2 separate regions of the Homo sapiens genome follow, and region 1 is linked to region 2. The links are chromatin loops, found by intact Hi-C in ENCODE. Cell type or tissue: PC-9. All regions are shown on one strand. Links, peaks and the distances in the headings refer to the core of each region. The heading gives the core; the rest is flanking DNA. Region 1 overlaps ZNF385B (zinc finger protein 385B). Region 2 overlaps ZNF385B (zinc finger protein 385B).

The links. Peaks named below come from ENCODE experiments on the same cell type or tissue, not always from the same donor. Only the 100,000 strongest peaks of a DNase experiment are listed, where the experiment ranks them.
Region 1: a loop joins it to region 2, with 6 times the contacts of the local background. A loop is called at or near these places in 2 of 110 quality-filtered maps.

Annotation. Positions count from the first base shown.
Region 1 is chr2:179,608,300-179,620,016 of GRCh38, forward strand. All of the region lies in intron 3 of ZNF385B (zinc finger protein 385B), which reads right to left. Among named protein-coding and RNA genes, the nearest start is that of MIR1258, 250 kb to the right of the region's middle. In PC-9, for the core only: no CTCF peak of the experiment used is centred there; no DNase peak of the experiment used is centred there.
Region 2 is chr2:179,704,669-179,716,385 of GRCh38, forward strand. The region is part of intron 3 of ZNF385B (zinc finger protein 385B); the gene reads right to left. Among named protein-coding and RNA genes, the nearest start is that of MIR1258, 150 kb to the right of the region's middle. In PC-9, for the core only: no CTCF peak of the experiment used is centred there; a DNase peak (open chromatin) is centred at 6,893.

The DNA.
Region 1 (11,717 bases), core at 1,668-9,667, 97 kb before region 2:
CAGAATAGAAGGGGTGCAGAAACCATGCAGTGGTGTGAACTTCAATCTGTAGAAAGCAGGATTCAGGAGAAAGAGTTTGGTGGAAATCTTCCTTGCCAACTGTGTGCAGAAGGAGAAGTTTCACATGCAGAACAAACCCACCTGCTGAGTGACCTGCTGTGCCCCTTCCAGACTCATTTTGAAGTCATAGCCAGCACAATATTTCATCGTTTTACAGCTTCCTTTTCTTCATTTATCTTTTCCCCTATTTTTACTCTCCTGGGCTTGTGCTTCTAAATAAAATCAGAATTTTAATCTTTACCTCAGGCTCTTTTCTAGAACAGCGATTCTCAGATTTTAATGTGGATGCAAATCACTCGGGGATATCATAAAATAACATACAGATTCTGTTTCAGGACATCTGGAAATGGACCTGAGACTCTGCATTTTAACAAGCCCCTAAGTGATGACTCACTGTTGGTTTTTTACATAGCAAAGTTCTCAAAGATGAGAATAAGACAGACCTCATCACCATTACAATGTAAGTTCCTGAAGGGCCAAGACTGTGTGTGTGTGTGTGTGTGTGTGTGTGTGTGTGTGTGTGTGTGTGTGTGTGTATTTAATTTCAAATGACCTGGCTTTATTTTCTTTAAAAAAAATTTTTATGAGTACAAAGTAGGTGTATATATTTATGGGGTACATGAGATATTTTGATATAGAAATATAATGCCTAATAATAATATTAAGGTAAATGGGATATCCATCACCTTGAGCATTTATTCTTTCTTTGTGTTACAAATATCTTATTATACTCTTTATAAGAGTATGATATTATTGTAAACTGTAATCATTCGGTTGTGCTATCAAATACTAGATTGTATTCATTCTATCTAACTACATTTTTGTACCCATTAACCATCCCCACTTCCCCTCCCCAACCCTACTACCCTTCCCAGCCTCTGGTGACCACTCATCATTCTACTCTCTGTCTCCATGAGTTCAATTGTGTTAATTTTTAGCTCCCACAGATATGTGAGAACATGTGACGTTTGCTTTTCTGTGCCTGGCTTATTTCACTTAATGTCCTCCAGCTCCATCCATGTTGTTGCAGATGACAGGATCTCATTCTTTTCTATGACTGATTAGTACTCCATTGTGCATTGTGTATATGTACCACATTTTCTTATCCATTAATCTGTCAATGGACACTTAGGTTGGTTCCAAATCTTGGCTATTGTGAACAGTGGTGCAATAAACATGGGAGCACAGGAAACTCCTCCATAGACTGATTTCCTTTCTTTTGGTTATATACCTAGCAGTGGGATTGTTGAATCACATGGTAGCTCTATTTTTAGTTTTTTGAGAAATCTACAAACTATCCTCCATAGTAGCTGTACTAATGTGCATTCCCACCAACAGTGTACAAAGAGTCGCTTCTCTCCATATCCTTGCCAGCATTTGTTCTTGCCTGTCTTTTGAATAAAAGCCATTTTTACTGGAGATATTTCATTGCAGTTTTGATTTGCAGTTCTCTGATGATCAATGATGTTGAGCACCATTTCATATACTTGTGTGCCATTTGTATGTCTTCCTTTGAGAAATGTCTATTCAGATCTTTTGCCCATTTTTAATCAGAATTTTTCTATAGAATTGCTTGAGTTCCATATATATTCTGGTTATTAATCCCATGTCAGATGGATACTTCGCAAATATTTTCTTCCATTTTGTGGGTAATCTCCTCACCTTGTTGATTGTTTGCTTTGCTGTACAGAAGCTTTTTAACTTGGTATGATCTCATTTGTTCATTTTTGCTTTGGTTGCCTGTGCTTGTTGGCTATTACTCAAGAAATCTTTGCCTAATCCATTGTCTTGGATAGTTTCCCCTATGTTTTATTTTACTAGTTTCATAGGTTAAGGTCGTAGTCTTTAATTCATTTTGATTTTATTTTTGTATATGGCAAGAGATAGGGGTCTAGTTTCATTCTTCTGCATATGTATATTCAATTTTCTCAGCACAATTTATTGAAGAGATTATTCTTTCCCCAATCTCTGTTCTTTGCATTTTTGTCAAAATGAGTTCCCTACAGACTTAATGGATTTGTTTCTAGGATCTCTATTCTGTTCCATTGGTCTATGTGTCTATTTTTATGCCAGTATCTTGTTGTTTTGGTTACTATAGATCTGTAATATAATTTGAAGTTAGATACTGTGATTTCTCTAGTTTTGCTTCTGTTGCTCAGGATATCATTGGCTAATCTGGGTCTTTTGTGATTTCATGTAAATTTTAGGATAGTTTTTCTATTTCTGTGAAGAATATCATTGATATTTTGCTGGGGATTGCATTGACTCTGTAGATTGCTTTGGGTAGTATGGACATCTTAACAATATGATTATTCCAATCCATGAACATGAAATATCTTTCCCTGTGTGTGTATTTGTGTGTCTACTCTTCAATGTTGTATAGTTTTCATTGTAGAGATCTTTCACTTCCTTGGTTAATTCCTAGGTATTTAATTTGTAGCCATTGTAAATAAGATTATTTTCTTGATTTCATTTTTAGATTGATCTCTTTTGGCATATAGAAGTGCTACTAATTTTTGTATGTTGATTTTGTATCCTGCAACTTTATTGAATTTGTTTATCAGTTGTACTAGTTTTTTGGTGGACTCTTTAGGATTTTCCAAGTATAAGATTATATCATCTGTAAACAAGGATAATTTGACTTCTTCCTTTCCAATTTAGACGCCCTTTCTTTTATTCTCTTGTCTGATTGCTCTGTCTAGGACTTCCAGTACTATGTTGAATAACAGTGGTGAAAGTAAGCATCCTTTTCATGTTCCATATTTTAGAGAAAAGGATTTCAGTTTTTCCCCATTCATTTTGATACTAGCTGTGGGTCTGTCATATATGGCTTTTATTGTGTTGAAGTATACTCTTTTCATATCCAGTTTTTTGAAGGTTTCTATCACGAAGAGATGTTGAATGTTATCACATGCTTTTTCAGCATCAGTTGACATGATCATATGGTTTATGGTTTTTGTCATTCATTCTCTTGATATATCACATTGATTGATTTGCGTATGTTAAACCATCCTTGAATCCCTGGGATAAACCCCACTTGGTCATCATGGATAATTTTTATCATTGTCATTGAATTCAGTTTGCTAACATTTTGTTGAGGTTTTCTGCATCCACGTTTATCAGGAATATTGGCCGATAGTTCTCTGTTACTGATGTGTCTTTGACTGGTTTTTGTATCAGGGTAATACTGGCCTCGTGGAATGAGTTTGGAAGTATTTCCTCCTCCTATTTGTTTTGAATAGTTTGAATAGGATTGGTATTAGTTCTTTAAATGTTTAGTAAAATTCATCAGTTGTCTCAGGCTTTCCTTTGCTGGGAGACTTTATTATGGCTTTGATCTCATTACTTGTTATTGGTCTGTTCAGGTTTTGAATTTCCTCATGGTTCAATCTTGGTAGGTTGTATGTGTCTAGGAATTTATTGATTTATTCTAGGCTTTCCAATTTATCAGCATATAGTTGCTGATAGTAGCCTCTAATGATCCCTTGAGTTTTTGTGGTATCGATTGTAATGTCTCCTTTTCCACCTCTAATTTTATTTATTTGGGTCTCTTCCTCCTTCCCTTTCTCTCCCTTCTTATTCTCCCCCATCTCCTCTTCCACCTCCTACTTCTTCTCCTCTTCTTGTTCTTTTGTTTAGTCTGGTGAGAGATTCTGATAAATACTGCAGTATTTCAATTGCATTTTTTAATTCCAGAATTTCTGATTCTTAATCATTTTAATTTATTTGTTAAATTTACCTCCTAGGATTCTGAATTCCTTTTCAGTGTTATCTTAAATTTCATTGAGTTTCTTCAAAACTGCTATTTTTAGTTCTCTGTCTGAAAGGTCATATATCTCTATCTCTCCAGGATTGGTCCTTGATGCCTTATTTAGTTTGTTTGGTGAGGTCATGTTTTCCTGGATGGCCTTAATGCGTGTGGATGTTTGCCAGTGTCTGGTATTTAAGAGCTAAGTATTTATTGCAGTCTTCACAGTCTGAGTTTGTTTGTATGCATCCTTCTTGGAGAGGCTTTCCAAGTATTTGAAGAACTTGGCTGTTGTAATCTAAGTTTTTGGTCTCTGCAGCCTGTCTGAATTAAGGGGCACTCCAAGCCCAGTAATGCTGTAGCTCTTGCAGACTTGTAGGGGCACTGTCTTGGTGGTCTTGGATAAGATGTAAAAGAATTCTCTGGATTATCAGGCAGATACTCTTGTTCTCTTCCCTTACTTTCTCACAAACTAATGGAGTCTCTCCCTCTCTGTGCTGAGTTATCTGGAGCTGGGGGATGGGTGACACAAGCACCACCACTGGGACTGCGCTGTGTCAGACCTGAAGCCAGCATGGTGCTGGGTCTTGCAGAAGGCCTGCAGTAACCACTGCCTGGCTATCACCTATGTTTGCTCAATGCCCTGGGGCTCTAAAATCAGCCCCAGGTGGGCTGGCGGCAAAGCCAGCCAGGCTTATGTCCTTCCCTTCAAAGTAGTGAGTTCTCTGCAGCCCTGGGAACGTCTAGAGATGCCATCCAGGAGCCAGGATCTGAGTCAGAAACCTTAGGAATCTACTTGGTGTTCTATGCTATGAGGCTGAGCTGAAAGCCAAGCCACAAGAAAAAAATCTTTCCCATTCTTCCTTTCCCTTCGCATAAGCAGAAGAGTCTCTCCCTGTAGCCATCACTGTCCTATATCCACAACAAGTATCGGCTGGCTACTGCCAATGTTCACTCAAATCTTAAGAGCTCTTCAGTGATCTCATGGTGAATGCGGCCAAGCCTGGGATTCTCCCTTCTGGGCAATGGGCTCCCCTATGGCCCAGGGAAGGTCCAGAAATGCTTTTCCAGAGCCAAACCCTGGAACTGAGGACCCAAGAGCCCTCTTGGTGTTCTACCAACTGTGGCCGAGCTGGTACCTAAGCTCCAAGACAAAGTCTCCTTTACTCTTCCCTCTCCTTTTCTCAAGCAGGAGTGTCTCTCCATAGCGACCACAGCTGGGAATGTAATGGATCACACCTGAAGCCAGCACATCTTTGAGTCTCACCCAAGGCCCATCTCTGAGTCTCACCCAAGGCCCACGGCAAGTACTACCTGGGTCACTGCTGATTATTCAGGGCCCAAGGGCTCTTTAGTCAGCAGGTGATGCATCCTGACAGGTCTGGGTCCTTTCCTTCAAGGCAGTAGGTTCCCCTTCTGAACCAGGGTGTGTCTAGAAATGTCATCCAGAAGCTAAGGACTAGAATGGGGCCTTAGGACTCTGCTTGGTGCCCTATCCTACTATGGTGGAGTTGGTGTCCAAGTTGCAAAAGAAAGTCCTCTTTACTCTTCCTTCTTCTCTCAAGTGGAGGAAAGGAGTCTCTCCAAAACTGCAAACTGCACTGTCTGTGATTGGGGGAGGGGTAGTGCAAGCACTTCCTTGGCCAACCCAGCTCATTCCTCACTAGCACCAGGACTTGCCCAAGAATTGCATTCTTGGTGACCTAGACTGCCTTTTAAGTTTATTTAGAACCCCAGAACACTTTATTCTGTGGTGGCAAGGCTTGCCAGAACTCAGCTTCTGACTGCTGAGATGTATGATTGCCCTCTGGCTAGGGCTGGTCTAAACGCTCCCTCCTTGGGCGCCAGCTGAGTTCTGCCTGGTGTTGTTTTCTGTTGTGACAGGGCAGCACTGAGTTCCAATGCAAAGTCCTATATCACTATGGTCTCCCTCCCGCAAATGCACAGATTCTCTTTCTGTGACACACGGCTGCTGCCAAGGGATGGAGGAAGGGTGGTGCTGGCTACTCAAGATTATCTTTCCTACCCTCTTCAGTGCCTCTTTCAGTGATATGAAGTTAAAATCAGGAGCTGTGATCACTCCCCGGATTTTTTGCTTTTATGAAGGTGTTTTTTGTGTGAATAGTTGTTCAATTTGGTGTTCCTGTGGGGAGAGCAACTGACGAGGGCTTCTAGTCGGCCACCTTGCTCCACTTCTGTATTTTTTTTCTCACTGTTCTATCCCCTGAATCTACAACAATGCTTGGAATGTTGGAAGTGCTCTATAGATACTTGTTGACTGAATCATAAATGAATGAATTTTCCTAGATGACTTTTAGCAGTTTGTAGTCATAATGAACATTTCTAATTTTAACATTTAAACTTCTAGGGTAAATTATATTGTCTGAAAGGGGTTTTCTGTTTTTCTGCTGATTGACAAGTAAATGTCAAATGCCAAATATAGCTATACACTTGTATTACTCCAGTATCAAGGAGGTAAAGCCAAAAGCCAATAAAATGGTAGAGTTACATTTAGAATTTGGTTGCTGGTATGAAAGCACAGATTGACAGTACTGAGGTATCTAGTTCATGAATGCTTCTGCTGGATTTCCAAAGGTCAACCCTACTCTTAAAAGCTTGGTCTTCCGTCAGGGGCTAGAGAGCAAAGAGAAGTGTGAAGTATGCTTAAGATCCATTATATCAGTAGCATCTCATATTTACACACCCAGCACTTCATTTTTCATACAATACCTTTTATTATAGAGGGTAAATGGCAGTTTTCTGCTGAATTTTAAAATAGTGCATCATGTATAATTCATAAAAACTGCCAGTAGCATCAACATCCTCCTCTGGTATTTGTCCTACTTAAGAAATGTCACATATTAGACTTCTGTGATAGGTGTTATGCCTGCTATTGGGTGCAACTGACCTTGTCCTCCTGTCCCTTCCATCACTACCAACAATCATCTGGACATTTAAGATTTTTTAGCTGACAACGTCAGCAGCTATCCTTTTCTTGTTACACTTTTACTGCTGTCATAGAGACATGGAAGCAGCTGAATAGTTTTCACATATGGAGTTCCTGAGGAAGGGATGATATTAATCATGCTAGTATATGTCACTAAATTTGTTTCTAAATGATGGCATCAAGGTCAGGATCTTGTACTTGAATCTTAAGGGATTTCCAAAGACGATAAGAAGAGTTTCTACCAGGAACTCTTATTTGGAAGTATTCTCTATTATATAGTGTTTCTTAAAGTGTGGTCCTTGTACCAGCAGGAGAAGCAATATCCCAGAACTTGTTAAAAATGCATGTTATTGGGCTCCATCCCAGACCTAACAAATCAGAAACTCTGTAGTCCATGTTTTAACAAGTCCTCTAAGTAATCCTGATGCAGACTAATGTTTGAAAACTACTTCTGTATTAGGTATTTTCCTGGTTCTAAAATAAAATAGCTTTAATGGGAAAAATCAAGGTGCTCTAGAATCTAGAGATAAACTAAATACAGGATATTCTGCACAGAAATTTTTGAAAATCTGTTATAGAACAGTGTTTTTAGAACCGGGCTTGTAAGTTATAGAACAGTGTTTTTAGCACTGGGCTTGAACTATGGCTCTGTAGAAGAGGTACTTATTGAAAATACACAAGCCTTGACCTTACCCAGACCTAGGGAATCAGACTGTCTGGGCTGGAGCTGATTTCCTGCTAAAGGGCACCTTAGATGGTTCTGAGGCACCAAGTATAAAAATAAAGTACAGCACATGTTAGTTACCATCAGTAATCTCTGGGTGATGGGACCAAGAATGATCTTTATTTTATAAACATTTTTGAATTTTCTGAGTTAGATGCAATGATCGCATATTCATTTTATAATCAGAAAACAATAATAAGACAATTATTTTAAAAGGACGATAGCATATAGAATAGTATTTAATCATCTTGGAGATCTGATAAATTGAGGAGTTTATATGTGAAGAACTCAGATCCTGGAGTAGGATTGTCTGGTTCAAATCCTAGAGGCTTACATATTAGCTGTGTAACTTCCCTTCTAAGAACCTCAGTTTCCTCATCTCTTAAGCAGAGATAGTAATAATAGTGTTTGTTTCATAGGGCTATTGTGGGAATCAAATGAGAGTACTTAGTACAATGCTTGGCACACAATGAGAACTCAAAATGTTAGTTACTAGTAATACAAGGATATCTACATTTTATGGTTTTTTATGACAGTATGTTTTATAGCTAGTCTTACTCTCCTTCTCTTTTTGAGACAGAGTCTTGCTCTGTCACCCAGGCTGGAGTGCAGTGGCACAATCTTGGCTCACTGCAACCTCCACCTCCCAGGTACAAACGATTCTCTCGCCTCAGCCTCCTGAGTAGCTGAGACTACAGGTGTATGTCACCACGCCGGGCTAATTTTTTGTATTTTTAGTAGAGATGGGGCTTTCTCTAAAAGACATATTAATCAATGAATCAATTAGGTTTGTTTTTTTCAGACAGTGTCCCACTGTGTCACCCAGGCTGGAGTGCAGTGGTGCGATCATAGCTCCCTGCAGCCTTTAACTCCTGGGATCAAACAATCTTCTCACCTCAGCCTCCTGAGTAGCTGGTACCACAGTTGCATGCTGCCAGGCCCGGCTAATTTTTTTTATTTTCTGGGAAGACAGGGTCTCGCTATGTTGCCCAGGCTCATCTTGAACCTCTGGGCCCAAGAAATCCTCCTGCCTTAGCCTCCCAAAATGCTGGGATTATAGGCGTGAGCCACCGCACCTGGCCCAATCAATCAGTTTTTATTGTAATTAGACTCCCGCTCCCCTCATCTGCCTCTTATTTCTTGCTGTGACTCTCACTCCACTCTCCCTCCTCTTTACAAAAAGCTGCATCTCAGTTCTCCTTACATTTAGTGACTACAGCCTTCATATTTCCACTTGTCCCCCTTTTAGTGTGGTGTCTGTTACCTTTGCCATTTTTATTTGATCCCCAAAGTTGCAACTACCAATTTTCTCTTGGCATTTAATAAACAGCTGCTAAATTCTCTTAAAAGTTCAGCATCAACAGCTATATGTTTGTCTTGGATATAATTAATGATTCAGTTTCTGAAGCTCTGTCAAATAGAAGACTTCTGAGTCTCCGGTTAATAATTGATTTAAAAAATATTCTTTCTGGGTTTGTAAATCCAAGGCAGGGACTGATGCTGCACCTGATGCACCCCAGCTGGGTGCTCTTGCAGTTGCTGTTTTTAGGTCTGGAGCACAGCTACGCCTTTCTTTTTCAAAGGAAGAATAGTGTGTGTTGAAAGCCTAGTACCACCTGATTGGGTTCTTTTTATTTCTCCTAGATTTAATCAGAAAATTGTAAAGCATTGAGAAAAGGAGCTTGGAAGAAAAATGCATCAACTTTCTATTTTCTGGAGTACTTTTATATTGAAAAAAAGCTTTAAGGCAGTGTTTTTCGATTTTAGTGTGCATGAGAATCACCTGGAAGGCTTATTAAAACACAGACTGGTGGGTTCCACTTCAGAGTTTATGCTTCTGTACGCCTAGGAGGAGGCCTGAAAACTGGCCTTTCTTACAAGTCCTCATGTGGTACTGATGCTGCTAGTTCAGGGACATCAATTTGAGAACTATTCTTTAAAAAATGTAGATTCAGGGGGTACATGTGCTTGTTTGTTACATGAGTATTACCTGCATACTGGTGGGGGTTGGGCTTCTAGTATACCCATCATCCAAATATTGGCCATTATACCAAGGAGGTAATTTTCAACCCTTCTAGAGAGAACTACTCTTAAAGAATGTACCCATAAGAATCTTGAGAACTTGATCCCCCTAAATAGGGAGGAAAGTTAGCATTAGCTATGCTAGGAGCCTTCTAATCACACGTTTCTCCCGTGCTCACTCTCTCTTCTTCTTCCTGATTATTATTACTCATGTCTGCCAATTGTAGCCTGAGAAAGAGGGAACAAAAGAAACATGTGATTAGAAGGCTCCTACTTTAGCATTAATAATACTAATTTTTCCTCCCTGTTTCAGGGACCAAGAAAATGATCACTCTTATACTCATTAAATTCCCAAGCCTTATCAAGGAAGAATAAAAAAACATTTTATCTGTTACCTTAGAGAGATTATCAGTTTACTAATGATTATAATTTTAGTAGCAAAGTCTAAAACTGAGCTCTACTATTGCCAACCTCTGTATTCTTGCCTACTTATTTCTCAGCCCTACATACCTTTTCATGGTCAATATCTATGGTTCATTTCCACTATAAGCTTTTGCACTTGCAGTCCCCCAGCCTTAAATGTCACTCTTTCCTGTTTATTCATATTCATAACTCCTTTCAGAACAGTTTCCTAAGATTCAATTTCCTCCAAAATGTCTAGAAACTTTGACTGCTACAAATAATTCACTTGTTTTGCTTTCCAGTTCATAGTTCCTTATCTCATTTTCTCCTATTTTCTGGTATCTTCTGGTTGATTTGTCTTATTTTTCATTTTGCCATCTTCCTGTAACCATAGCACTCCTATCTAAAACCAGGAGGTTATGGAGAGAATCAAAGCTAATGATAGCATCTCCTGTCACTGCCTGAACTTCTTGGCATGTGATGCATGGAGTAGGGGCAGCCAGGTTATCCCTAAATAGGAGAACAAGAGGAATCAGGAAAGCACTAAACTTCGCTTTGCTTGCCTCTAAGCTAAAACTTCCATGTTTCTGCTGCCAGTAGTGACAAGGTACCTCAAAAGTTCTTGGCTTCAGCAGCCCCCAGATCCTAAGCTTAAACTGCTCCTTCTTCTCTTCTACTTACAATAGACACAGTTACTATGGTTAGGAAGGTAGCACAGACAGAAGTGTAGTGGCTTTTGTTTTGCTTCAATTTTTGCTTCAGTGTTCAGCGAATATAATGCAGTTACTATGAAACAACACCTGGTCTGTTTACTAACAAAAAATTTTAAAACATGATTTAAAAAAAAGAATTAAATGACTCAGCCCCAGGACAAAACTCAACAACAAATTATCACTTCACACTCATAATTACCACAAAAATTTGAGCATGGAATAGATGCCAAATGATTCAGGCCAGACAGGTTAGATTCCTCTGCTGTGTTGATGAACACTTCAGGTGCATGAAAACATTGCATTGCTGTGAATACTGAAAACACAGCAAGGGTCTCCATGAAGCTGATAATAGCCAATACACTTATGAACTTAAGTCTTCCAAGAGAAATATACATATACAGGCTTTGTTTTATTAAAATAACTGATTCTCTCAGATTAATAGTTTTCACATTTTTATTACCTTCTTTACTGAGTCTTTTTTAACTTTCGAATTCAACATGTATACCCAATAGCTTAGGCTGAAGCTGGGGAACCAAGCCCTGACGGATTCCTGTCCTGCTCCCCCATCCAGCCAAAAACTTATGTGAGGATCTCAAAGCACCTCCTGCAAAACCTCTAGGGTTCCACACAGCAGAGCTGAAAAAGAAACAGTGATACTTTCTATCACTACAGCTTATTGATTTATAGCAAAAGTAATCACTCTAAATATTAACACACTAGAATCCTATATTTCTCCCTATGCAGTCACTGAAAAGGTAGATTTTCTTATGGGGAACGAGGCATGTTCTTACTATAAACCAGCTTGTGAACAGATACCTGTCATTTCTAAACATTTACACCTAGTTCTCTGAAGACCATTATTTCCAAACTAGGTAGTATGTGTATAAATACATAGAAAATAAATAAAAGTCACATTAACCATAAAAATTACTGTTTAAGCATTCATCCAACACAATGTGAGTAATGTGGCATGATAAAAAGAGAAAGCCAGAAAGATATAGGATGAAATTCTGTCATTTACTAGCTATGTGACCTTAGCAAGTTTCTCAACCTCTCTGAATGTCAATTTCTGACTTTTGGTGTTAATATATTTCAGAGTAA
Region 2 (11,717 bases), core at 2,456-10,455:
GACCAATGAGCAGATGCCAGGGCCAAAGGTACTCTGAAGATGCCAAAGTTTCTTCTCCACCAGGATCTGTTGTCAATGTGTAACACCAACTTAGAATTGTAGGAATTAACTAATATCATGGCCTGCCTGCTCAGCTGGCTGGGATTACCATATGGTACAATCCCTCCAGGCATTTTTGAGTACAGTGTTTTTATAAAACCAGACTATTCCTCTGTGCCCACCAGACAATCCTTGGTGCCAATTCCTTAGAATACTTGCAGCTATCTAACACTTGGTCACCTCCATACAGAAGCACACCCTGCTATCTATTCTTTCCTGTATTCTCATACCTATACTGCTCTGCCCCCTTTTTTTCCCCTGGCCTAAACCCATGGAAGGTATCTCATTCATAAATCTATTTTTTTTTGTTTCAGAATTCTCATTCCATAGAAAATAAGACAAAAAAACTCCCTACTATCCTCCATCTCTGCCCTTAAGTCTTCCTTCACTTCCTGCCCCAAAGGAAGCCTAGATCTCTGAAGGCATTGCTCTCCTGGGCCCCTCTCAATGAGTACCACTCATCTCTGGGCTAGGAGTGGGTTCCTGTCCTCATTGCTCCTCAATTATACCTTAGGACTACTAGTTCTCACTCTGTCTGTAAACACAGTTTATGTTAACAGGCCATATCTTCTTCCATCCTTCCTTGTTTCTGGTTTCCAAAGACTTACCAAACATTTGTTTCCAAGACTTTGGTGTTGGGTTCACCATCTTTCTCACCACCCACAAAACCATCAGTATCCTACATGATTTCAACATCCACATGGGCAGCCCATTTCATACTCTCAGGTCCTTTATTGAAGAAAAATTTGAGGAATTTCAGAGACTCAACTTCACCTCACCTGTCTATTCTCTAGATCACCCTGGGCTGTGGTAACCCCTAGAAACTTTTGCTCTTTTCTATTTTACCTCATCTTCCTATTCTTTTCCCTTAGACATTATGTATGTTCTTTGACCTCAGTAAGAGAAATGAAGAAGATGAAACCGACCAAGGGTTAGCACACTTTGTCTATAACAGATCAGAGAGCAAATATCTTAGGCTTTGCCAACCTATTGTTGCAACTACTCAATTCTGCCATTCTAGTGCAAAAGCAGCCACAGAGGATGAATACTAAACCAATAGGCAAGTCTGTTCCAATAAACTTGATGTACATACATAAGCAGTGAGTTGAGTTTGGCACACAGGCTATAGTTTGGTGACCACTGAAACAGATCATGTTCTTCCCTCTCTCTGTCCCCTTTCTCCTTATCTATTGATTCCTAATCCTCCTTTTAGTCCCTACCTCCAGCATTCTTTCATTGTACAGCAGATGCTCCTGAAAGCAATAGGTTAACCCTAAGAATGGCCCTATGGTATAAAAAGAATGTGTGTTTGCAATTCCAAGCAGAGAAATCTGGAAGTGGCCAACCCAGAGACTCATTTCTTATTTACGGGGAATACCAGACCTCGGTTGATCCCATGGAATTCAGTCTGTACAAGGGATCAAGTCCCCTTTTTGGGTTAAATGAAGGTTGCCAGGTAGAGGTTTTTGTAGAGGTTTTGCTAGGGAGAGGATGCTAAGTGAAAATGCCATATAAACTTGCATGTTTTTTACAAGCGGTAGCAGTTCTCCTGTCCAGCTCACTGCCACTGGAGTCCCCTGTATGTAAGTCCCCTCAATAAACACTGGGTCCTCTTGACCATGGTGCCATCCCTATTTGAAGTCAATAGGGGTTTGGCATAACAATTGACATGACAACTAGGGCATCAAAGAAAATCCTATGAGCATCAAGATGATGGGATTGGGGAAGGGGAAATCCATGGGGCAAATCCTGGGCTGGCCATCCATGTCTATGTGGGTCTCTGTCTCTGCCTGCTTTCCATCCATCAAGGACAACAGCTGCTGTCCTTGATGGTTGGTTCCCACCGCATGAGTACAGGGATGCCCTGAAAACACTGAAGGTTCAGAAAGAGCTGTTACAGGGGTTGAAACTGACTGAGCAAGGGTCAGATGCCTGAGTAGTGGCAACTGTGGTTCACTGGCTGTTTCTGACTGCACTCTGAGCAGTCACTGAAGCTGAGCTTGCAGCATAGGTGGGGATTGGTCAGTTACAAGATGAGCTATGACTAGAAAGAGATGCCAGATTAGCTCAGGCTGAAACATCAGAGACCTTGCTGTCTCACCTATGGACACGGGATGACAAAATGGAGACCCTGGCTTGTTGGGTAGCCTGTTTGAAGGGTTGCTGACCCCCACAGCAATGAGTTAGGGCTATTATGACTAAATCATCCTGGGACCCCAAGATACCTGGGACCCCCATGATGTGCTATCAGTGGGGAGAAAAGAGAGGGGTGAGATGAGCCCATAAAGGTTCCTGTCCTAGCTGCACATCCAGTAGTCACCATCAAGATAAAAGCTGATCAGCTGCACTTACAGGGGGTAACCCCATAAGACTTGCCCGCATCTAAAAGACGGCAGCACACTACAATGCAGTACTGCACGCCCGTGGAATTAGTGGAGCTGCGAAATAGGTTCAGGAAGAAGGGAAGAGAGTCTATTGTGGTGGCTTCTCCATCTATGGGACATGGGGGCGGAGAGTATTATACTCTCCAGACTCAAGATGAGTTAAAATGGCATCCATCACAAACCACCTGGCCCTGAGGAAGCACCTCTATGATGCCAATAATGAGGACCAGCCATCCCCCTCTTAGCTGAGTGGCTGTGGGCTGCAAGGAAGCCTGGCTAAATGAGAGCAACATCCTCACATCTCCTTTGTAATTACAGACTATGGAGGAATTGCAGGACATCCCCCAAGAATTAGAGATGAAGCATGCTATCTATGCTGGGCATTACCAAGCTCCAATGAGCTTTTCACTGCCAGCATGAAAGACACTATCTTAGTTGGCACCCAACCAATAGTATAGTTCACCAGTGTCTATCCTAAGTGCCCTGGTAGGACAGCCAGTGTCTTGGGCAGCCCAAGCAGCCCCCAACTTAGGGGAAATGGAGAAACTGCATAGGCACAGGGTATGCGCTGCCAGCAAGAAAGACAAAGGAGCCAAAGGAAAGGAGACAGCTAAAGGATCCACCAGGGTGGTCTGGCAACAAATGTGTTATGACCTGGTAGTGGCAGGGACACCTGCTGAGAAAATAGATAAACAGCCTAATGCTTTTCTGGTCAGACTGGGGCAGAAGCTCAAGCCAGAACAGTGGATCGCTAAGGAGCCTCAAGTTCAGCCCACTACCCCTTCTGCAGAGGAATAGCAGGCACCAACCCGTTAGACTAGGATGAAGGCCAAGGCTCCAGAATCTCAATAAGAGCAGTGGTTGCCAGGGTGTCCAGGGGTCAGAGGCCACAGGTGGAACTAGCTACATATTGGTCACCTAAGAATAGGCAGATTGTGCATGCCCTTACTGGATACTGAAGCTGATATGGTTTGGCTCTGTGTCCCCACCCAAATCTCATCTCAAACTGTAACCCCTAGAATCCCCACATGTCGAGGGAGGGACCTGGTAGGAGGTGATTGGATCACAGGGGTGGTTTCCCCCACGCTGTTCTCTTGATAGTGAGTGTTTGACAATTCCTCCTTCACATGCTCTCCTCTCTCCTGCTGCCTTGTGAAGAAAGTACTTGCTTCTTCTTTGCCTTCCACCCTCCCCAGCCATGTGGAACTATGAGTCAATAAAACCTGTTTCCTTTATAAATTACCCAGTCTTAGGTAGTACCTTTATAGCAATGTGAAAACAGACTAATACAAGAGCCAAATGCACTCTCACACATGGTGACCTTCATCATCAGTTCCAAGGGCCTATAATAGCAATAGATGGTTAGGGAGGGTGGCTGTGATCAACAGGTTCAACTAGCATTGTAAGTGGGAAGACCGCTACCAAAACCATATTTAGTATACATGGCTCTCATCTTGGAATACCTCTTGGAAATTGATAACTTATCAAGTCTGACTCTCTAAACAATGGGCCTGGGAATTCAAGTGAGAGTTAGGATGGTGAAGCATGGGATTCAGGGAAATGTGAAATGGACACTGTAGTACAGCTGCCAGTCCCATGGTGAAGAGTGGCACTGAAACAATACCAATACTCACTGCCAGGCAGGTGAGGGGGCATGATGGAATCACAAGGATTGTTAAGAATTTAGGCATTATAGGGCCAGAACATACCCCAAACAAAACAGCCCTGTATGGCCCCTGTGGAAGCCTGATGGGACATGGAGAACAATAGTAGATTACTGGGAATTAAATAAGGTGGTCTCTGCAATGTATGCAGCTGTTTCCAATACTGCCTCCCATCTGATGATAAGAGAGGCGTTTGGCACATACCATTTTGTTGTAGATTTAGCCAATGCCTTCTTCAGCATCCCCCTTGCCCCAGAGAGTGAAGACCAATTTGCATTCACCTGGGAAGGAGAACAATGAACCTTTATCATCTTGCCCCAGGAATATTTACATAGTCCCTACTATCTGTCTTAGCCTAGTGGCCACAGATCTCAGCGGATGAACCACCCTGAGCGGGTATGTGTTTCTGTTACACTGATGACATCATGCTAACTTCTGAGTCTTTTTCCAGCTTACAAACTGCAGCCCCCACCTTGCTGTTTCACTTGGTCAGTAAGACTAATGTTGTTCTGTCTGCCATTATGGGTAAGGTATAGGCCTCCTTTAAGGGACTCACCAGGTGGCCACTGCAATAGGAAGCTCAGGATTGTAAAACTGAATGGTAGTAGGGCACCCCCTTTGGGGTGCTGACACATGGAAGGACATTCCCCATTATATCCAGGGCATGCATATAACAGTCTACCATGAGGATGCCCACACTGCATCTACACCACCTGGAAATCAACAGGCAGATGAGCTAGCCTGCATATGTCTTCTTGAGGAAGTTCCCACAGAAGACGTGGCCCATTGGCTACATAAGATGACACTGGGGACAATGTACCCTTTGAGCCACAGTGAAGAACTGGGGCCTGCTACTACTAAATAAAAACATAGTAGGTGTCTGACAGTAATGTTCTACTTGTGCACAGGGAGGCCTCCAGGCCCTTGCCACATGATAGGCACAGATCACTTGGGGCCAGAGCCCAGTGCAACAGTGGCAGGGAGACTACCTAGAACCTTTGCCTCTACCTGATTGCTATGCCTTGACTTGTGTGTACACCTGCACAGAGCTACTGCAGGCATATCCCAGCAAGCATGCCACACAGAAAAGTACCATAGTAGGACTAGTGCAGCTGTGTGTGACCTACGGCATCCCCACGGATTTCAACAGTAACCAGGGCTCACACTTTACCAGACACAAAGTGCAGGAATGGATGGAGGCCCTGGATATTCACTGACATTTCCACCTGCCACACAATCCTACAGCAGTGGGGCTGATTGAATGGATGAACGGACTGTTGATGCAACGACTCCGGAGAAGATGTGTTCTCTGGCTCTGTGGATGGACATGCCACTTACCAGCAGCTACTTGTACCCTGGATGAACATGCATGTCTCATCACCCCAGCGCTTACACTCTCCTGACACAAGGACTAGATGCCACCCTTGGGATCCAGGTAGACAGTTTGAGGGACAGTATACCTTTGCCCCAACCTGGGACTCAAGGAAACCTCTATTGCCCTTGCCACAGGACTACCTACCCAGGAGCACATCATTAAATGGCCCTGGAAATAGCAAACCATTCCCCAATCGTATGGTACTTCCACTCCATGGAGGAAGGGCCTAGAACAGAATATACAGATCACATCTATTTTACATCCTACTCCCCGTCGTACGATTAAAATAATGAATGTTAGTCCTCCCTTGTGCAAGAGGACTGTCATCCTCCCATTACGGAACATTTTAATACTTCCATTGTCTTATTCTGTCCTCCTACCATGTGCTGAAGAGCGGGGGCCAGTCCATTTGGTATTGTAATCCAGGCACCAGGCTGCTACCAGTGGTGTTGGTCTCAAAATGACAGAACTTCTTGTGTCTTGTTAAATGGCCATGACTTGCCCTTTCTTGTACCCACTAAACATCTCCCCGTCCACCCATAGACGGTGTGGTGTGCAGCAAACCTCTTCACCGACTGAGCACAGATGCTGGTCTCTCCCTATAACAAACAGACTGTTGTGACTGCAGAGAGCTGCCACTCTCTTCCATCACAGGCCTGCTCCAAGCACCTCACCTGAGTACCTGGAGCCACTTCTGTACTTAGTATAATGACCCTCATCTATTTCCCTTTAGTGACAATTGCACCTCGTGTAGTGAGTTTCCCACCATCAACAAGATGAGACAACATATTTTCCTCCTAGTATGGAAGCAAGTTAATGTTACCCCCACTGTGGGGTAGGCTGTACATGATGGGACAGGGTGGATAATGGCAGAGCAGATACAGGTAGTGGGATGTGCACCATTCTTAGCAAAATCACATGGCCCTGGACATCTTAACTGCCGCCCAGGTGGAACCTGAGCAATAATTAACACCAAATGTGATATATCTATCACTGATTTACTCTCGCAATGTAACCCAAGCCATGCAGGCCCTAGGTATACATATTCCTGCTATAGAATCTCTGTCTTGCAGCCCTATAACCATGTGGTTTAATCAATTCCCCAACACTTGACAAAACTTTCTAAGACTATTATTATATACGTTATTTTTTTCTGTTGTTGTAGTTTGTATTGCTGCTGCAATGTCTGACTGCAATGCTCCTCTTTATATACCTGGCCCCAGGGAAATAGTGGAAGAATGACATGAAAAGAATGTGAGGTCCATTCGAGGGTATGCTGGGGTGGAATGTACGGCAGATGTACCTGATAGCAAGAGTTTAACTTAAGCATATGCGGAGAATGACTCCATGGTATAAAAAGAATGTGTGTTCAGAATCCAAGCTAAAGAATCTGGGAGTGGCCAACCCAGAGATTCATTCCTTATTTATCAGGAACATCTAAATCCCGGCCCATCCCATGGAACACAGGCTATAGAGGGAATCAAGGCCCTTTGTTTTGGGTTAAATGAAGGTTGCCAGGTAGAGGTTGCTAGGGGGAGGATGCTAAGTGAAAATGGTATATAAACTGCATTTTTTTAAATAAGTGGTAGCAGTTCTGTTCCCTACTGCAAAAATGCTATATAAACTGCATTTTTTTTAACAAGCAGTAGCAGTTCTGTTCAGCCTACTGCAAAAATGCTATATAAACTGCATTTTTTTTTTTTTTTTTTTTTTTTTTACAAATGGTAGCAGTTCTGTTCGGCCTACTGCCACTGGACTGCCATGTATGTAAGTCCCCTCGATAAACTCTGTGTTTTGGTTGCCGGCTCTGGGTCCCTTCTTTGGCCTCTCAAACATGGTGCCATCCCTATTGAAGTCAATAGGTTCTGGCATGACACTCATTAACATGGATAACTCTAATGATACACTATCTTTGGTCAACATTCACAGAAAAATTTAAATCTTACACTAATTCAACTATTACATTCTCTACTTCTGGGTTGCTAAGTTTTGTTGGATAAAATTATGCTTTCTCCCACTGATAATACTATGATTTCTAGTCTCCAATCCCCAATCTTCAAAATTTCATAGTAAACTTTCTACATTTTCTTAATCCATGTTCTCTTCAATACTCCCTGGTAGCAACTTCAAACCATTTCCACTTTTCTCAAGAATTCTACCCTACTACTAGCCTCCTTGTTCATGCACGAAACAGAATATGTTAAACTCCCTAAGCATTCTGGAGTGAGTAGCACTATCCACAGCCAGTTGTATAAGCCCGAAATACAGACACCGTCCTTGATATCTCCTCTTTTCACCATGGCTCTCATCTTCTTCTTCAATAGGCTCTGTTGCTTTTGTTTCTCTAATCTGTCTTGAATCTGTCCCTTTCCATCTCCACCACCACTAGTGTAGTTTCATCCAGGTACTCATTGCTCAGAGTGAAATCTCAGGACAAGAATCGCCAGCATCACTGAGGGCTTGTTAGAAAGGCAGATTCTCAGGCTTCGTATCTGATGTACTAAATCAGAATTTGCACTTTAACAAGACCCCCAGATGCTTTATAGGAACATTAAAATTTGAGAAGCATCTCTCCTAATAGTCTCCTACTAACTTTTCTTGCCCTCCCTTCAATCCATTGTGTAGACAGTCCTCAACTTATAATGGTTTGGCTTATTAACACAATATTTAGACTTTGTTATGGTGTAAAAGTGAATCACGTTCAATAAAAGTCATACTTCAAATTTTGACTTCTGATCTTTTTCTGGGCTAGTAATATGCAGCACTATACCCTTTCGTGAGGCTGGGCAACAGCAGTGAGCCACAGCATCCAGTCAACCACGTGATCAGGAGGGTAAACAACCCACACTCCACAGTGGACTGTGTTGCCAGATGATTTTACCCAACTGTAGGCTAATAAAAGTGTTCTGCGCATATTTAAGGTAGTCTAGGCTAAGATATGATGTTCAGTAAGTTAGGTGTATTAAATGCATTTTCAACTTACAATATTTTCACCTAAGATGGGTTTTTGGGGATGCAACCTCATCCTAAATCAAGGAACATTTATATTTTCAAGAGTGGAAAATAGGATAAATGCATTGGATGAAATGGATTTAGTTCTTACCTATATTTACCTCTCCTACATCATTTCTGACTCCTGTTCCTCTCTCTCGGCTCCAGCCACGATGGTCTTCTTTAGTTCTTCAAATACATCATCACACTTTCTCCTTCTCCTTAGAATGCGTATTTCTTTTTTCAACTAGTTAGCTCCTATTTAATCTTCAATCTCAGCTAATTTCCTCTCTGACCACTATAACTATTCCCTCTCCCTGTAACCTAGACTCATTCTCCCTGCTATTTATTCTAATTTTTCCCTAGGTGCTTTCTTCACAGTACCTATCACATAATTGCATGATTATTTGATTAATATTGGCTGCACCCATTTCACTGTAAGCTCCATCAGGGCAAGGTCCAAATCTGCTTTACTTACCATGTATCTTCACCGCCTAACATAAGGCTTGGCACAAAATAGGTTCTTAATAAGTATTAATGATTGACTGAATAAATGCATGTTATAAAAGCCTCTAGTTGGGTAAGGAATGGGATTAGATGAATCCTAAGTGTTATCTAAAACACTGAGCTGTGTGTTTCCTGCTTAACTCATAAATCTTTATATTGGTCCACTCACAGTGTAAGAATTTTCTTGTAATTCCAGTCCCCTATTTTTGCCCTATATAAGGTTAGGACATACTAATTTTCTTAATAATCTAGCCTCCAGAATAGATATCATAAAATAATATTCCTTGATAAATACTTATCATGTCAGGAAAGGTTCTAAGCAAAATGGGTACAGTGGTAAACATTTGAATGTTGGAAAGTCAAGCAAAATGCCAAGTCAGTTTACTCTGCCCTGCAGAGAGCCATGCCCAGTCAGACAAACCTATGAAGAACTGAGCTACTTAGAAAGTCTAAGGCATAGGAGGAGGAATAGGAAGGACCATGGAAAAAGTAAGGGGCTGGAATAATACCACTACAAATAATAACAATAACAATGACCAGAGTTAATATTTATTGAGTACATGTGCCAACGTCTGTTATTCCAGCAACATTATCTCAGTTAATTCCATGATACCTTCATAAGCAAGGACTATTGTTATTCCCATTTTATGTACATGGCAACTGAGGCAAAGAGCTCTTAAGTTACTTATCGAAGAATATCCAATAAGTAGGTGGTAGAGCTAGGATTTACACCCAGCAGTCAGCTTTATTTTCAACCATGCAATGCCTCCTTAACAAAGGAGATAGGTTAGGAAAGGCAGATCTGGGCAAGTGTTGTATTATACAACAATAAAAAGGCTGTGGGGTCAAAAGCTATGGCTGTTAAAAGGTTAGGGTAACAGCCAGAAGAATCACCCTTAGGAAGGTTAAAATTTAGGACAACATCTATGATCCTTCCCAAACCTTAAATCTTCATGCTTTTAAAAAGAATTTCCTGCCCAGGCGTGGTGGCTCACGCCTGTAATCCCAGCACTTTGGGAGGGGGAGGCGGGCGGATCACCTGAGGTCAGGAATTCCAGACCAACCTGGCCAACATGGTGAAAACCTATCTCTACTAAAACTACAAAAAAAAAATTAGCCAGATGTGGTGGCACTTGCCTGTAATCCCAGCTACTCAGCAGGCTGAGGCACATTTGAGCCCGGGAGGTAGAGGTTGCTGTGGGCTGAACAGCACCACTGCACTCCAGCCTGGGTAACAAAGCGAGATTCTATCTCAAAAAAAAAAAAAAAAAAACAGTTTCCTGAATGTAGAACTGTTCTAATGCTGGCAGTTTTGTCTCCCATATCTGTCAAAAATTTTCCTGTTTATACCTACCCCCAAACCATGCACATCCAAGTCATCTGTTATTGCTGACAAAATTAAACACATCTATACACATGCAAGCCATTAAGACAAATAACCTCACTCACTCACAAATAACCTAATTCTAACTCTCAGGAGAATAAGGATAACTTTTATGTGATAACAGCTCATGCCAAATCCTATACTCTTAGTACTACTTGAACCCTCCCCCAAACTGCCCATGTCCCACCACCATAGGTGATGACTTCCAAATTCACATCTCACTTGGAACCACTGATAATCCCAGAGTCCATACCCCACCTCTGATTTCTTAACTTCCAGATATTTGCTCTTTAGTCTAAATGTCTAAGATGTCATATACAGAGTAAACAACCACAAACCACAATCATAATATTAGAAGTGTGTTTGCATGAGGATTGTAGGTAACTCCAGAAAAAGGGATTTACTGAGAAAGCACTGGGACCAAAAATAACATTTACAGCTGGTTCCATGAGTTAAGAATGTATGCTAATGAATATCCCATACCTCGATATTTATAATAAGTTCAGAGTCTACTGCAGTGAACATGTAATAAAATCTAGGACATATGAACACAATTTCTTTGCCCTGTGTGATAAAATACTAAATTAAGGTTGATATATGCAAAATACCCTTTTACTTTATAAGGGTAAATTAATATTTACCCATTATAAAATAATGATAAATGCCCATCATAAATAAATATTAAACTATTAAATAATGTTAAATAAATATTAAGTTTTACTTTATGATGGGTAAATGACTATTCATTATTTACCCATCATAAAGTAATGATAAATACCCATCATGAATAAATATATATTGTTAAATTTTGCTTTTATTCTTCCTTTCATTAAAAATGTGGGAGTGGTATGCCCATTTAAATAATTTATGCCTGTATTTTGTCTGCTTTTCAATATCGTTGAATTCCATGGCCCATAATAGCTACATAATGCAATGCAAGGCATAATAAGGACCACCTCAAACATTTTGTCTAACACTCCATCAATCCTAGCAAACACATGATTTTGTTAAGTTCAATGGGTTGTGTTTATCTTCTTGCTTTTGAGGAGTTGCATTTGGAGACATCAGTCACTATTTTTTTTATCCTTACCAAATTCATCTAAAGAACTGAGCCAGTCAATGCTCTAGTGACAAATAGGCCCAGAGAAAAGGTTTAAGTAAGAGGAGAGGCATCATGAAATTCTCATTTTGGCTTAAATAATGGTTTTCATAATAGAGTAGGTCATATTTTTTCATTCTTAAAATCTCAGTTGTGAAGAAATATGTCTTCAATAAATCTTACATGCTTATAAATCTATGTGTAATCCCTGACC